Linked DNA regions of Mus musculus: region 1 is linked to region 2. A link is a loop called in an ENCODE intact Hi-C map of the cell type or tissue named here. Cell type or tissue: heart. All regions are shown on one strand.

Evidence for each region. Peaks named below come from ENCODE experiments on the same cell type or tissue, not always from the same donor. Only the 100,000 strongest peaks of a DNase experiment are listed, where the experiment ranks them.
Region 1: a loop joins it to region 2, with 6 times the contacts of the local background. A loop is called at or near these places in 10 of 42 quality-filtered maps.

The regions. Positions count from the first base shown.
Region 1 is chr13:69,808,410-69,810,909 of GRCm38, reverse strand. It overlaps Med10 (mediator complex subunit 10), which reads right to left and starts at 1,028. Exons shown (of 4, transcript NM_138596.2): 1 at 858-1,028. The coding sequence starts at 979. In heart, no CTCF peak of the experiment used is centred here; a DNase peak (open chromatin) is centred at 1,069; H3K4me3 peaks cover 1,532 bases; H3K27ac peaks cover 1,442 bases.
Region 2 is chr13:68,580,664-68,583,163 of GRCm38, reverse strand. It overlaps Mtrr (5-methyltetrahydrofolate-homocysteine methyltransferase reductase), which reads left to right and starts at 995. Exons shown (of 15, transcript NM_172480.3): 1 at 995-1,099; 2 at 2,449-2,500. The coding sequence starts at 2,485. Fastkd3 (FAST kinase domains 3) reads right to left here and starts at 954. Exons shown (of 7, transcript NM_027123.5): 1 at 814-954. In heart, no CTCF peak of the experiment used is centred here; a DNase peak (open chromatin) is centred at 1,023; H3K4me3 peaks cover 2,032 bases; H3K27ac peaks cover 1,784 bases.

The DNA.
Region 1 (2,500 bases), 1.2 Mb before region 2:
TCAGATGCTTAATTTTTCCCTTCTAAACTCAGAAAGGAGGTGAAGAGAGAGCAGAGCTTTCTGGAGTGCATGTCACTGAATGGAGTTTCAGGGTAGACAGCGTGGAGAAGTGGGCTCCAGTTTAAGTGCAGTACCCACAGTCAGCAAGGAAAAAGCCCATCCCTAGTGGGTTGAACCTCGGCTCCCTCCAGAACCACTCCAGATCCCTGGAAAGTGTCCCATATATAAGCGGTGAGGCCTTCTCCTGAACACTGTGTTGTTTCCCTGTAGGCCATTCCAAGGCCTACACAAGATACTGTCAAGAAATCAACCCTCTGTGGTGGCCTTCTTCCACAGCGAGGCCTATGCAGCAGGTGGCTCAGGGCCCCCCTGAGGTGTGAAGTCAACCTCCCCAGTGCGGTGGGGTGGGGTGGAGTGTCCGTGGTGCCTACCTCCCCTTACGGCATCAGGGTAGTCCCAGACTGTCCTGTAGGGTCAGAGTGGTGCCAGCCTCCCCTGTGGGGTCAGGAGGGATCCTCCTCCCCTATGGGGTCAGGGTGGAACCGGCCTTCCACGTCCGGCCAGGATGGACCTAGAGCTACCTCTATCCCAGCGGGGTCATGACTGAGCCTCCTCTCCTGTGCGGTCAGATCCTCCTTCCCAGTGGAGTCAGGGTGGAACCGGCCTCCAGTGGGGTCAGGATGGAGCCCGTCCGCCCCGGTCAGGACGGAACTCGCCTCCCCTGTGAGGTCCGGTCAGGATAGAACCGGCCTCCCCTCGGGGACCCGGGATGAACGTTAGAGCCCCAGTGGGGTCCCCAAGGCCGGCGGGCAGGGGCTTCGCACAGACGCGCCGAGCCCTGCCGGGCCGTCACTCACAGCTTCTGGCTCAGCCCCGCCTGGCTGCTGGGCTGGAAGTCGCTGACGATGATGCCGAGCTGCCGAATGTTCTCCACGAACTTCTCCAGGTGCTCCTCCAGATGGTCAAACTTCTCCGCCATCGCCGGCTCCGCCCGCCTCTTAGCCTCAGCTCCGAGCGACTCCGGGTCCACAGTGCTCGCCCGCTTCCGGCTTCCGGAAGCCCACATCCGTTTCCTCGGGGGCGGGGCCTCCTGGGGGCGGGGCCCGGGCGCTATGGGCGGGGCAAGAGACGGGGTAAGCCTTTGAAGGGAAAACCCGCTTGGAAGCTTCTGAACTGTGTGTGTGGGAAATGTTAACCTGGAAAACACAGCAAAGGCATGTGTAAAGGGGCAAAAATGAAAACTCTTAGCTGGTACCTAGCTTTTCTCAGTAAAGAAAAAACAAGTCTCATCAGGGAAGTAAAGAAAGCTAGATTGAAGGACAAGAATTTAGATACAGTGGACCTTGTATGTTCATAATCTGGAAAGCTTGCGAGATGTAAGCAATTTTCTTTAAAAGATAATTATCTGGGCCCAGTGAAATGGTTCAGTGGGTGAAGACGCTTGCTGCTAACCCCGACAACCTGAGTTTGGTCTCCAGAATCCTACATGGCAGGAGGAGAGAACAGAATTCTATAAGCTGCCCTCTGACCTCCAGACAGGTACTGTGTCACAGGTATGCCCACACACGGCATACACAGACACACAATACATAATAAGAAAATGTATTTAAGTGGGAAAGTCAAAATAGAGCCATGCTTTTTAAAACTGGCCAGGAGACAACAATCACTTTCAAAAAGAAAAGAAAGAAGGAAAGAGAGAAGGAAAAAAGGGAGGGAGGGAGGGAGGGAGGAAGGAAAGAAGGAAATACCTAAGCCCTAGGTACTTTTCAACTCACTTTTTAAATTAATCAAACATTAAAGAACAAATTATTTCAAACTTCTGCAGACACTTTTAAGTGCTAGAAAAGGAACATTTCACAATTCAATTAAAAGGGGTGGTGAATTTGATATGAAAACCAGTCCTGAAGGACAAAAAGAAGAAATATAAGTAAGTCTTTCAACCTTCATGAAAGGAGAGACAAGGGGACAAGTGAGAGAGACAAATAGGGAGAATGGGGATGCCAAGGGATGTATACAGGTTCTCTGTGTTAGACTAACAGAACTTAGAGAGAGAGAGAGAGAGAGAGAGAGAGAGAGAGAGAGCGCACACGTAATATGAATTTATTAGAATAACTTATAGGCTGCCGTCCAGCTATTCCAATGGTGGATGGCAGTGAACAGAGAGTCCAAGAATCCAGTAGTTGCTCAGTTCAGTCCGTGACACTGGATGTCTCAGCTGGTCTTTGCTGGTCTTCAGTATACACTGGAATCCCAAAGAATCAGACTTTAATGTCAGTGAAGGAATGGATGTGCTAGCAAGGCAAGGGCAAGCAGGCAAAGAACAAAAGCTTCCTTCTTCCATGTCCTTATATAGGCTTCCAGCAGAAGGTGTGGCCCAGATTAAAGTTGCACCTCCCCACCTCACTATCCAGATCAAAGGTGTATGTCTTTTTATCTTAAAGGTTCAGAGCAGAAATGGATCCACCCACTTCAAACCAAGCAAAAACGTCCCTAACAGACA
Region 2 (2,500 bases):
CTCAGATTAATGTTTTACCACAACGTAATTCCTCTTCAAAGGCCATGTTCTATGGACAAAGTGAAGGGTGTGCACCAAGGCATGTCTCCTTTAATATGTTTAAAGTTGGCTGCTGATTAAATAGCCCCCCAAACCCCATAATCCTATACATAAGTTACTACTCAGGCTTTCAGGCTTACGCGTCTCTTCAGTTTTCAAAAAAGGCTATTTTTTGAGTAATCAGAACTCATTGACCTTGCTGCGCTCTGGCTCATTCTGAAATTTCTTTTCAGTGGCCCTTGAACACCTTAGTGTTGTCGGGTAGACTGAAGCATCATAGGGCTGACTTCCTGTGGCTTCACTGTGTCTGGGCGAGATGCTGGCTCCTAACCCTAACTGCGATCGCTGCCCAGCCCTTACTTTAAGTCCTGCCTATGGGCTAGGTTACTGTAATTCAGTTCGTCTGGTTGACGCTTTTCCCGCTAAGGACCCTGCAGCCCAAGGAAACCACCTCTGTGTACAGTGAAGCTGGGCGCGAAGAGGAAGAGCTGGAATTCAGATTCTACCTCCAAATCTCGACACTCACGTGATGGGGAAAGGGAACGTCAATGTTGATAATTGCGAGAGAGGAGGAGCAGCCGACAAGATTCAAACTCCGGGTATGAGCCGGGCAAAGCATGGTAATTCGCGCTGAGAAGCTGGGCTGGGGCTCACGCACAATCACAGAAAAGCAAGCGGAGCAGGGCAACGGCGGAGGCAGGCGCCGCGCGACCGGACCGGAGCCCACGGAGCACGAGTGGGGAAGCCCGGGGGTCCTAATCCCGAGACACTTACCGAGCGGCTCCAAGCCGCACCCGGGACAGGACAGACACGGAGCTTCCGAGCCCTGGGAGCGTCCGTACACGGACGCTGCCCCTTACCTGGAGAACATTCCGGCGCGTGCGCGGCACTAAGGCCACCCACCCACCCACATCCGGCGATCAGCGATTGGCCCAGGTCCGCCCGCATGTCTGTTGGCGGTCGTGCGGAGCATGCGTGCTGTGCCGCGCGCGTGCGCAGTGCTCCCGGACTGTGCCTGTCGGAGGAGAACGGGGTTCCGCGCGGGAATTCGCGCCTGGAGGTATTCGGCGGGGGACGGCGGGAGCGACGGAAGCGGTGGGGGAGCCGGGACTCGCGCCTGCGCAGTGGGGATGAGCCGCTGAGTTTTCCGGACCGCGGTGGGGTTCACGGGGAGCACTTGGGAGGCGGACCGCGGTGGGGTTCACGGGGAGCACTTGGGAGGAGTCGGCTCCGCCACCTTTCCCAAAACCTCGTGAGCTCGCACGTGTCACCCATTGGTCCTGTCGAGTCTGTGGCAGTGCTTCCCGATGAACCTTTGAAGGGTTTGTGTCCTAGCTCCCCAGCGGATAAGCCACAAGTGCTTAGAAACTAACTAGAGTTGATTCACTCAGGAAAAGATAATTTTATATAGGCCGGCTACCACTCAGCGTTAGCCACTGGATAGAATGGCGGAGTGTGGAATCCCAGAGCCCTTTATCTTCTTTTTCTCTTGGTTATCTCCGGGGTAAGGCATGAATTAGAAATACCGTCTCTGTGTAAAGTCCATGTACGCTGACTACTGATAGATGCAATGATGCCATCTTTGATGACGACCAGTGCTTTGATTAGGATCTAGCAGGAAACACGAACTCCCCAGTTTCACGTGAACATTGTACAGTTACAGTTTTGGTTTTTTAAAGATTACTTATTTATTTTATATATATGAGTATACTGTGGCTGTACTGATGGTTGTGAACCATCATGTCGTTTCTGGGACTTTGAATTCAGAACCTTTACTTGCTCCGGAGGATCCTGCTCGCTCCAGCCTAAAGGTTTATTTATTATTATATGTAAGTACACTGTAGCTGTCTTCAGAGGCACCAGAAGAGGGCGTCAGATCTCATTAGGGATGGTTGTGAGCTACCATGTGATTGCTGGGATTTGAACTCAGAACCTTGGGAAGAGCAGTCAGTGGTCTCTTAACTGCTGAGTTACAGTTTGTTTTTGTTTTTTGTTTTTGTTTTTTGTTTTTTTTTTGCTTTGTTTTTAAACGGCAGAAACAATAGCCTTTGTAAGCGACACTGTGTTTGAGCATGGCTTAGCCCCTTCACCATTCAGGCTTATGATCCTAATTCAGAGTACAAATGGGCAGAAAGGCAGATCACTCCTATAGTTAGGCACTAATGAATGACAGACACTTGCAAGACCCAACAGTAGCTAGAAATCAAGAGTGGGTTTCACGCCATCAGGGACAATTCAAAAACGTCACTTTTGTATACCTCCTGTCTTAATTCTCTCATACTGCGATTCGTTTAAAATCAGTGCTAAGGAACAAGTTTAGAGAAGGCTGTTTGAAATTATGTTTGGGTGTCCTGCGGGCTACCTGCTTCATTAAACAGTGTACCCCTTTCTTCCTTTTGTGGTTTTTAGTCTCACTGTTAGAGTTGCAGCTGATGACCTGAGGTGATGAGAAGGTTTTTGT